2 separate regions of the Homo sapiens genome follow, and region 1 is linked to region 2. A link is a contact called in ENCODE Hi-C or POLR2A ChIA-PET data. All regions are on one chromosome and are shown on one strand. The core of a region is the stretch at or near the end of the contact, and the rest is flanking DNA. Distances in the headings are between cores, read along the strand shown. Region 1 overlaps MLPH (melanophilin). Region 2 has its middle 22 kb from the start of MLPH.

What was found. A loop is a pair of places that touch in the nucleus more often than their neighbours do. ChIA-PET counts read pairs that join two places held with the same protein, here RNA polymerase II (POLR2A). Pooled maps may share reads with other maps.
Region 1: a loop to region 2 is called in a pooled map, with 2.0 times the contacts of the local background. The contact joins two enhancer-like sites. A Hi-C loop is called at or near these places in 10 of 168 maps with a recorded cell type or tissue (Caco-2, Calu3, HCT116 and 7 more) and 13 of 50 pooled maps. POLR2A ChIA-PET finds 5 or more read pairs at or near these places in 14 of 52 experiments (A549, AG04449, AG04450 and 10 more).

The regions. Positions count from the first base shown.
Region 1 is chr2:237,498,159-237,504,129 of GRCh38, reverse strand. The region is part of intron 2 of MLPH (melanophilin); the gene reads right to left. Among named protein-coding and RNA genes, the nearest start is that of MIR6811, 9.8 kb to the left of the region's middle. Within about 2 kb of position 1,485, at least 12 of the 41 ENCODE cell types and tissues checked have a DNase peak (open chromatin) inside an H3K27ac peak, as active enhancers do; they include IMR-90, PC-3 and PC-9, where a contact is called at or near this core.
Region 2 is chr2:237,462,778-237,468,266 of GRCh38, reverse strand. No RefSeq gene overlaps it. Among named protein-coding and RNA genes, the nearest start is that of MLPH, 22 kb to the left of the region's middle. Within about 2 kb of position 2,591, at least 5 of the 41 ENCODE cell types and tissues checked have a DNase peak (open chromatin) inside an H3K27ac peak, as active enhancers do; they include IMR-90, PC-3 and PC-9, where a contact is called at or near this core.

The DNA.
Region 1 (5,971 bases), core at 236-2,735, 37 kb before region 2:
ATCAAGGTGTCGGCAGGATTGTGGCACCTCCTGGAGCCCCCAGAGGGGAATCTGCTCTCTGGCAGTTTAGCTTCTTGAGGGCTTCAGGTATGTGGGCTCCTGGCCCCTTTCTCCATCTTCAAAACCAGCCATCCCTTCTGCTTCTAAGGCCCCTGTGATGATATTAGGCCCGCCCAGGGAACCCGGGATCATCTCCCAGGTCCAGGCCAGCAGGTGGGCAGCCTAAAATGCATAATCCCATTTCTGTATAGCCTCACGAATTCAGAGGTTCTTGGGGTTGGGAAGTAGACATCTTTTTGGGGGGGATTATTCTGCTTACCACCGGTAAGCATCCCCACAGCCTGTAGGGGAAAGCGTGTGAGGTCAGATTGTACTCCCAGGCAAGTGGAACAGATCCTCAAAGACAAAATCCACACTCCATGCCATGCCTGAGAAAACAGCCTGAGGACAGACCCCAGGTAATGGAGAAATGATTCCTGAGGGTGACCCTGAGTTGGGGACTGGAGCACAAAAGATCCAGTGAGTCACAGGATCCAGGGGCCAAATGACTGAAAGCGTGGCAACCAAAGTAAACCTCACGTCAGGGCTAACGGCTGGCAGAGGACGGAAAGACGGCAGCATTGCTGAGGAGCAGCACCGGGGACCCAGGCTCCTCATCCTGGGAACGCGTGTCGGGAATTACCACGAGGGAGCTGGAAACTCACTCAAGTTCCTGGAGATCCTCTAAAGGGGAAGACCAAGATGACGATAAAAAAGATGAAGAGGAAGTGAGTGGTGATGTGAGAACGGCAGGCGCTGAGAGACGGAGCCTCAGAGTATCTCCTAAAACATCTCAGACCAATGTTCCCCTCCAGGCCCTGCCTTGGCAGCGGAGTCCCTGTTTTAGCCCCTATTTTTTTCATCTCTAGAGTTGCCTGTGTCCGTGATTCCAACTAGTCCGGCTAAGGGTGATTTCAAATTCCTTATGATCAAAAAAATGGATTTTTATTATTTATTTATGTATTTATTTTTGAGATGGAATTTCGCTCTGCTGCCCAGGCTGGACTGAAGTGGTGTGATCTTGGCTGACTGCAACCTTTGCCCCCCGGGTTCAAGCGATTCTCCTGCCTCAGCCTCCTGAGTAGCTGAGACAACAGGCGCCTGCCATCATGGCTGGCTAATTTTTGTATTTTTAGTAGAGATGGGGTTTCGCCATGCTGACCAGGCTGGTCTCGAACTCCTGACCTCAGGTGAACCACCTGCCTCGGCCTCCCAAAGTGCTAGGGTTACAGGCATCAGTCACCGAGCCTGGTCAAAAAAAAATTTTTTTTAAAGCAAGCCACGGTTTGCCCGTGTCTCATACTAGGAGACCCTTCACAGATTCTCTCTGAACCTCCTCTGTTTGCAGAGATCACAAATCCACGTCACCACCTATTTGCCTTTCCAGGGCAGGTTGGCAGTCCTAATATTTGATTTGTAGGCTGTGTCCTTTAAAACAGGGTGTTCCGTTTGGGCTTCAGCCTTTCCCCCAGGGCATGAGTCACCCAAGTCCGGCTATGCATGGTCTCCTAGTTCTTCCTGGGTTTGGAGAATATCCATTAATTTCTACCATAACCACAGCTGAGGGGCTACCCTAACAAATGCAGAAAGCAGTTACTGGGAGAACTTGACACAAGCATGATACAAAGCAAGACACAAATCAGCACCAATGCAAGCTCCAGGGTGCCCAGGAGGAGGCCTGCTCCTTTTGTGCACAGCCCCAGGTCCCTTGGGTCCAGGACAGGGATGGGTGCCTAAGAAGTTCTGGGCTCTTCTGGGGACAGAAGGAGTTAAAAGCTGTGACTATTAACCAATGTTCCCTTCAAGAAGGTTTACTTTGGCCCTACTTTGTATTTGTAGAACATTAAAAAATAATAACATGTGATAATCTTTTCTGTACTTAAAACCTTCTTAATACCCAAGTGATATGAATGAATCTAAAACACTCAAGATGAGAGCACTCTGAGGACCACTTCTATGGAACTCACCACCAGATTACAGGAAAACAGGGACAATGGAACTTTGGTGCAAACATCACGAGGATATCCTCAGCTAACTCCAGACTGTGAAAAATTCCACAAAAGTAAACAGCTAGCTTTCTTCTACACATAAGCTTCAAATTAAAAAAACAGAGCTGAAAAGAGATCTTACAGATTCAAAGAGACTTAAAAGATACAGCAAGCAAGTGTAAGGTCTGGACATTATTTGGAGATGAGCGGAAAAGTTTTAACACACATTAGATATTTAAGGAATTAGATCTAATTATTTTATTTATTATTATTATTATTTTTTGAGGAGTGCAGTGGCGCGATCTCAGCTCATGCAACCTCCGCCTCCCAGGTTCAAGCAATTTTCTTGCCTCAGCCTCCTGAGTAGCTGGGATTACAGGCACCTGCCACCATGCCTGGCTAATTTTTTTGTATTTTTTTTTTTTTTTTTTTTTTTTTAGTAGAGACGTGGTTTCACTATGTTAGCCAGGCTGGCCTCGAACTCTTGACCTCAGGTGATCCACCCTCTTCGGCCTCTCAAAGTGCTGGGATTACAGGTGTGAGCCACTGTACCTGGCCTAGAGTGAATTATTTTAGATGTAATATATATTTATGGGGGAAATAGGAGATGAGAGGAACAATAATACGAGACAATACACCAATACACAGCAAGCTCTCACTCACTGCAGATAGACCCGCGAATGCTAAAAGTAAACATTTACCAGATATTCATCACAGCTGGGTAACCCGCCCCAGACTCAGTTTCTCACTTGTGCATGGGGCCAGTAAAAGTAACCACATCACAGGGGTGTCTGAGGGTTAAAGGAGACAATAGAGATGAAGCTGAAAGAGGTCATCATCCAATGTGAGCCCAGAGAGCTGTGGAGTCGTTCCATGGTCAGTACTGTGCTGGGGGCTGGTGACACAGCGCCAAAGCAGCAGAACCCTCATGGGGCTTAGATGCCGGCAGGGATAAGACACTAACAAGGAAATGACTCACTGGGCATTGGAGAAGCGCTAAGGAGGAAATGGAGGAGGGAGTGAGGTCCCACGGTGAGCAGGGGTGAGGAGGGCGAATTTCATCGTAAATGTGATGGAAGCTCTGTGGGGGTTATGAGCCGGGGGATGACCTGATCCACATTTTTAAGGCATGAGTCTGGGGGATGTGGGGAGAATGGACAACAAGACGGTGAGGGTGGAGGGAGAGAAGAGTAAGTGTGTGTGTGGGGTGGATTCCTGTGGTGTCCACAAGAAAGACAGTGTGGCGTGACCTGAGGCTGGCATTGAGGGCGGTGAGCAGTGGCTGTATTGGTTGAGCCACGGGACTGGCTGAGTGTGGGGTGTGGGGTGAGAGGGAAGGAGCAGAGACAGCCATGAGTCCTGGGAACTTAACTTTGGCAACAGCCTGCATCCAAGATGGGGATGGGGTGCTTGGAGGTGGAGGAGAAATCACAACTTCTGTTTTGGACATGCTGGGACAGAGATGTCAGTGGAACACTTTGGCCGCAGTGTCGTGCAAGCCTTTGCCTACAAAAGTCAGAGTTCAGAGGATGTGTCTCTGATGTGGGTGTAAACTTGGGACTCATTGTTTAGATGTGTTGTCTAGCTGCTGTAGTAGCTCCTAGCTGCTAGGGCACATGCAGCTATTTACGTTTAAATTAATTAAAATTGAATACGATTAAAACTTTTTTTCCCCAGTTGCATTAGCCACACTTCTGGTGCTCCATAGCCTTGGGTGGCTAGTGGCTGCCACATGGGTCATGCAGATACGAACATTTCCATCACTGTAGAAAGTTCCATCAGGCAGTGCTGGTCTAGAACTCATTTAAAACCTTGGGGCTGGACAAGGTCACTGGAGAAGTGAGTGACACAGAGCAGAGAAGAGAGTTGAGGCCAGGGCCCTCGACCCTGCGAAAGGGAATATTTAAAGAGTCCAAGAAGTTCCAGCAAAGGAGACAGAGAAGGGACTAGACTCCAACACACGACGTAGAGCCACATCCAGAGAGGGCTCAATGAGTGCTGAGCTTCTGCTACCATTATTGGATTTTTCTACGTATTTTTTTAAAAAAGTAAAATCTGGCTAAGTGTAGTGGCTCACATCTGTAATCCCAGCACTTTGAGAGGTTGAAGTGGGAAGATCACTTGAGCCCAGGAGTTCAAGACAAGCCTGGACAACATAGAGAGACCCCATCTCTACAAAAAATTTAAAAAATTAGCTAGGTGTGGTGATGCATGCCTGTAGTCTCAGCTTCTCAGGAGACTGAGGTGGGAGGGTTACTTGAGCCTGGGAGGTCGAGGCTGCAGTGAGCCATGATCACGCCACTGCACTCCAGCCTGGGTAACAGAGCAAGACCCTGTCTCACAAAACAAACAAAAAAAAAGTAAAATGGGATAAAATTACATTTTCACAACTTGCTTTTTCTACTGGACAATGTCTTGTGAACTATTAATGTCAATTTATTTCTATCATTATTTTCATTGGGTGCTGAGCAACCTATTGTTAAATCCGTTGTTAAATTTGGTATTTAACCAAAGCCTGAACATTTGGACATTAGGGTCTTTCTAGTTCTTCTCTCCTGTAACCCTTGTCTGATTCTCTCCTTATGATGACTTCCAGCAGAGGACCTGCTGGCTCAACAGGTGAGCATACTTTTAAGACTTTTGCTACCTTAGTCCAAATGGGCCTCTGCAAAGATCTGATATGGTGGCCACTAACCACATGTGGCCATCAAAAACCTGCAATGTGACTAATAAGACTGAAGAGCTAAATTTTATTTAATTATAATTTTATTTTATTTAATTATAATTAATTTTAATAGCCACTAGTGGCTAGTAACTTCTGTCCTGGACAGTGCAGCCTTAGGTCTATTTATATGATGATTTAACAGGGCTATGTATATATTTTTCTTTATCTTCATCAATATGAGGTGTCAGGGCGAGGCTAGTGAACACTCTGCCGTGAAGCAGTTTAAATCACACAGGATTTATCTGTTCTTTGACCATTTAAAAGATCCATCCATGAAAGCATATGGACGAAACCCTCCGGGAAGATCTGTCATTGGCAATTTATTCCAATAATGGGCCAGCGGGAAAAAGAGGAGGCTTCAAACTAACCACAGAGTAAAGTCAAGAGAGTGTGGGGAAAGTTACACCCAGGACAAGCAGAGGGTCAGGAGGGACAAAGGCTGAGAAGGGGCTGCTGATCGGGCAGCTCCTGGGATAGGACATGGGTGTTAAGTCAAATCTATCCTAAAATGCCTATCTGATGCCAGTGGTGCTAACATCCTAATTTTGTACATCTTCAAGTTTTCGATTCTATGGTGCACAGCACTGTGTCCTCGTGGGAGGCAGGAACAGCCCTCCCACTCTATATAGCAAACAGCCCATTCCCAAATCCCTAGTGGCACAGATGACTTGAGAGAGAGATTATGCCTGCCTGGGCTAGATCAAGACGTGCTGGCTTCCCCTTCCTTCTCACCGATCCCTCCTAAGGGCCAGCAAGGAGAGCCTTGTCAGGCGTGTGCGTCACCGAATGTCCACAGCACAGCTTGGAGGGAGGGGCAGGCCTGGCCAAGGGAGCAGGAGCTTCCGTGGCTTGGGGACAGGATGCTGCTCATGGGGGTCTCAGGGTCACATGCCCTCCTTCCTCCAGCATATCAGGGATCTGGACCAGCTTGTTTGTCCCTGCTTTGACAGAGGAGAAATCAAAGTTGTGTTGTTCTGACGCTGTGGGAAAAGGCGCAGGCGTCACCTCCAGACCCTGCCCAGCGTCCTTCAACGTGATTGATGCTCACATCTGGAGAGAAATACTGAGCAGGAATCCATCTGACACACATCTGCTAATTTTAAGACTGTTAAAAGAAATGCATTTTCTTTGGTTTGATAATTGGTGCATTAAGTGAATCCGCTCTTAAGCAAATCAACCCCCTGGCAAACTTGTTTCTGGGGCACTGGCCTTGAGTCTG
Region 2 (5,489 bases), core at 1,342-3,841:
TAAACATGCCCTCACCATACGGCCCAGCAATCACACTATTGGGTATTTATTCCAAAAATTCAAAAACTTAGCATTCACACAGAAACTTGTATATAAATGTTCATAGAAGCTTTATTTATATTAATACTAGCCCCCAATGGAAACAACTCAAACGTCCTTCAGCAGGTGAAAGGTTAAACAAACTTTGGTACATCTGTATTTCAAAATACTACTCAGCAATGAAAAGGAAAAGGCCATGGATGCATTCAACAGGTTGGATGGATCTCAGGGGAGTTATGCTGAGTGAAAAAAGGCAGTCTCAAAAAGTCATCTGTTGCATGATTCCATCCATGCAGCATTCTTGTAGTGAAAAATTTATAGAGGTGCAAAATAACAGACTAGCGGTTGCCAAGGGTTAGGGACAGGGAAAGAGGGAGTAGCTGTGGCTATAAGAGAGTAGCATGAGGGATCCTTGTGACAGACCATTCTGTATCTTGACTGTGGTGGTGTCACAAGAATGTACATGTGACAAAATTATATAGAACTAAATACACACACACAAACATACCATGAGCACACGTAAAACTGGTGAAATCCAAACAAGGTCCATGGTCCCTATCAAGATCAATTTTTTGATTGTGACATCGTGCTGCAGTTATGCAAGATGTTGCCATGGAGGAAACCAAGTAAAGGCTATATAAGGTCTCTCTGTATTATTTCTTACAACTGCATGTGCATCTTCAAGTATCTCAAAGTACAAAGTTTAAAAATGGGTTATAAGAGAAATGAAGCCGTGTACACAAATGTTCATATCATAATTGCCCACAGATGGAAACCATGCAGACATCTGTCAATAGGGTGACTAAGTAAACAAATTATGGTATATTCAGACAATGGGATACTACGCTGCAATAAAAAGGAGTAAACTGAAGATTCACAGAGCACCTTGGGTGGATCTCATAGACACTATTCTGAGTGAAAGAAGCCAGACACAGAAGAGTACATAGAATCTGGTTCCATTTATATGAAACTCTAGAGGAGACCAATCTAATTTACAGTTTAGATAGGTAGTTGTCTGCAGCTGGAGGTGGGAGTTTGACAAAGAAAGGGCACGAGGGGACCTTTTTGGGTGATGGAAATGTTCTCTATCTTCAGGGAGGTGGTGGGTACCTGATTTCTTTTTTTTTTGTTTTTTTTTTTTTTTGAGATGAAGTCTTGCTCTGTTTCCCAGGCTGGAGTGCACTGGCGTGATCTTGGCTCACTTCAACCTCCGCCCCCTGGGTTCAAGTGATTCTCCTGCCTCAGTCTCCTGAGTAGCTGGGATTACAGGTGCGTACCACCACACCTGGCTAATTTTTGTATTTTTAGTAGAGACAGGGTTTCACCATGTTGGTCAGGCTGGTCTCAAACTCCTGACCTCGTGATCCGCCCGCCTCGGCCTTCCAAAGTACTGGGATTACAGGCGTGAGCAACTGTACCTGGCCAGGACCATGTTTTTATGCATTTGTTGAAACTCATCAAAATGTATACTTCATGTACATAGGTGTACATATTTGTCAAAATTCATTGAAATGTATGTTTAAAATGAGTGCAGTTTTTGGATACAAATTATATCTGATTAAAAAGAATAGGTTATCCAAAATTCAAGCAGAAGGTTTTTGGCCCTGTTGCTAGCCCTGGTTACAAATGTCAGTGTTAGAACATAGTTTCCCATGTTCCATTGACGACTGGATGAGATTTATCTCTTCAAAGATTTCTCTGTGTTTTGTAGATAAGTTAACTCATCCCAGCTGGGCCCTAACAAGCCCATCCACTGTGTCTCATGTGGTTAATGATCTATTTAAAAGTGTCCACGGGGAAGAGACTTTTGGCACTGGAATTATATACATCAGTTTTTTGAGGTTAGGCCCTATTCTTGTTTATGTCTCAACTCAAGCGGAGTTCCTTTAGGATGAAATCAAGATGTAATTTAGATGATGTTTTACTAAAGAGTAGCTTGCTGTGGCGGCTATGGCGTGCCCCGCTTGGATCTCCCTCCAAGAAAGAACTTGCTGGAAAGCTGGAGGAGTGTGTTAGCCAGTGTAACTGCCGGAGGGGTTCTTCCTGTTCCCTGCACAAAGAAAGACGATGGCATCGTAGCAAAGAAGGAGTTTAATAGACACGAGGCCGGCCACACTATGTGGGAGACGGAGTTAGTACTCAAATCATTCTCCTCCAAAGCTCCTAGGTTAAGGGTGTTCAAAGGCAGTTTGGGGGAAGGGGGCGGAGGTGGCCAGGGTTGCTGCTGATCGGTTGGGGTGGCGATGAAATCAGAGGGGTTGAAGCTGCCCTCCTGTGTGCTGCATTGCTTCCGGGTGGGGCCACGGGAGTGGGGTTTGGGGGTCCAGGTGGAGCCAGGGGTATCAGACATGAAAAAAAAAACACCAAACCCTGAAAAGGTATCTCCAAAGGCCAATCTACAATACAATCTGCAGGAGTAATTGCGGAAGTTGCATATCCTATAACCTCCTGAATAATTGCTCGCCATTCTGAGTAACATGATGAAATCTTGTGCCATACAGCTCCACCCCACTGTGGATGTGAATCATCTCCTTGTCCAGCACATCCAGCCTGTGTGTGCTACCCCCGACCCGTGACTCAGTTGGTAGCCATCTACGTTATCAGATCGACTATTGCTGTGTCGCAGTGCTTGTAAACCCCATTTTACTTAATAATGGCCCCAAAGCAAGAGTAGTGATGGCGGCCTGTTTTTATAATTGTTCTATTTTATTATTAGTTATTGCTGTTAATCTCATATTGTTCCTAATTTATAAATTAAACTTTATCATAGGTATGTATATATAGGAAAAAAACATAGTATGTATAAGGTTTGGTACTATCTGCGATTTCAGACATCCACTGGCGTCTTGGAATGTACCCCCCTTGGATAAAGAGGTCTACTCTATTTCAAATAGAGGACGCGATACAGAGAGGCATTTCCACAGGTGGTGGAAAGAGATGAGAAGCTAAATGCAGACAGAACAGGCAATGAAGACAATAGCAAGAACAGGAAGTTCCTCGCTTCTCAGGCCTGGAGGGATAAAGCAGGAGAAGATGCAGTAGAAGATGCAGTAGAATCCAGGACCTGGGGCTGCCTGGAGGAAGTTGGAGTCATTGCAGGCATGTCTGGGGGCAGCTAGAACTCCAGAGGGGTGCATCAGGGGAGCTGGAGCTATGGGGGAGATGCAGCCACTGCCTCAAGTGCTACCTAAGCAGAGAGGCACACACACACACGCACACACACACACACCACACACACACACCACACACACACCTCACACCCCCCCACACCCCCGCACACACCACACACAACCACACACACACACCACACACACCTCACACACCCCCCACACATACCCCACTCACACACCACACACACCACACACACACCACACACACACACCACACACACACCACACACACACACCACACACACACCACACACACGCCACACACACGCCACACACACACCACACACACCACACACACACACCACACACACCACACACACACCCCAGACACACACACCCCACACACACACACCACACACACAGACAGAGAGACAGAGAGAGAAACACCCCGACCTTCTCCCTGCCTGTCCCCCTCCAGTCTTCCACCAGTGCCTGCCCTGTCTAAACTTACCGAGAAGCTAGGAGACAGTGGGGCCTGGGAACCGTATTTTCCTTCAGTGCAGAGCAGAAGAAGGAAAGGTCAGGATATGAATCTGAAAGAAAACAGGGAAACGACACAGGTGCTTTTTCCAAAACTTCATTTCTGTGAATTCACTAAAAATATCATTAGGATTCCAGCCAGGTGGCTGGATGGATAGGTGGAGAGATGGATTGAAACGTGATAAAGGAAATGTGCAGTGAAATATTAATGGCAGAATCCTGATGATGAGATTCTTGCAATTTTGCTGTATGGTTGGGCATTTTCATAATAAAATATTGTTTAAAATAAATGTAGGTAGAATTTTTATCTTTCAATGGAAAGAGACAGGCAAGCCTCTGGCATAGGCACTTCTTGAGGGAGCACAGTTGTACAGCCTTTTCTTTCTCTCTCTCTCTATATATATATGTAATACTTTAAGTTTTAGGGTACATGCGCACAATGCACAATGTGCAGGTTTTTTACATATGTATACATGTGCCATGTTGGTGTGCTGCACCCATTAACTCGTCATTTACATTAGGTATATCTTTTAATGCTACCCCTCCCCACTCCCCCCACCCTACAACAGGCCCCAGTGTGTGATGTTCCTCTTCCTGTGTCCAAGTGTTCTCATTGTTCAATTCCCACCTATGAGTGAGAACATGCGGTGTTTGGTTTTTTGTCCTTGCGATAGTTTGCTGAGAATGATGGTTTCCACCTTCATCCACGTCCCCACAAAGACATGAACTCATCATTTTTTATGGCTGCATAGTATTCCATGGTGTATATGTGCCACATTTTCTTAATCCAGTCTATCGTTGGACATTTGGGTTGGTTCCAAGTCTTTGCTATTGTGAGTAGTGCCACAATAAACATATGTGTGCATGTGTCTTTATAGCAGCATGATTTATATTCCTTTGGGTATATACCCAGTAATGGGATGGCTGGGTCAAATGGTATTTCTAGTTCTAGCTCCCTGAGGAATTGCCACACTGTCTTCCACAATGGTTGAACTAGTTTACAGTCCCACCAACAGTGTAAAAGTGTTCCTATTTCTCCACATCCTCTCCAGCACCTGTTGTTTCCTGACTTTTTAATGATCGCCATTCTAACTGGTGTGAGATGAAATCTCATTGTGGTTTTGATTTGCATTTCTCTGATGGCCAGTGATGATGAGCATTTTTTCATGTGTCTGTTGCCTGCTTAAATGTCTTCTTTTGAGAAGTGTCTGTTCATATCCTTATGATAAGCCCACTTTTTGATGGGGTTGTTTGTTTTTTTCTTGTAAATTTCTTTCAGTTCTTTGTAGATTCTGGATATTAGCTCTTTGTCAGATGAGTAGATTGCAAAATTTTTCTCCCATTCTGTAGGTTGCCTGTTCACTCTGATGGTAGTTTCTTTTACTGTGCAGAAGCTCTTTAGTTTAATTAGATCCCATTTGTCAATTTTGTCTTTTGTTGCCATTGCTTTTGGTGTTTTAGACATGAAGTCCTTGCCCATGCCTATGTCCTGAATGGTAATGCCTAGGTTTTCTTCTAGGGTTTTTATGGTTTTAGGTCTAACATTTAAGTCTTTAATCCATCTTGAATTAATTTTTGTATGAGGTGTAAGGAAGGGATCCAGTTTCAGCTTTCTACATATGGCTAGCCAGTTTTCCCAGCACCATTTGTTAAATAGGGAATCCTTTCCCCATTTCTTGTTTTTGTCAGGTTTGTCAAAGATCAGATGGTTGTAGATGTGTGGTATTATTTCTGAGGGCTCTATTCTGTTCCATTGGTCTATATCTCTGTTTTGGTACAAGTACCATGCTGTTTTGGTTA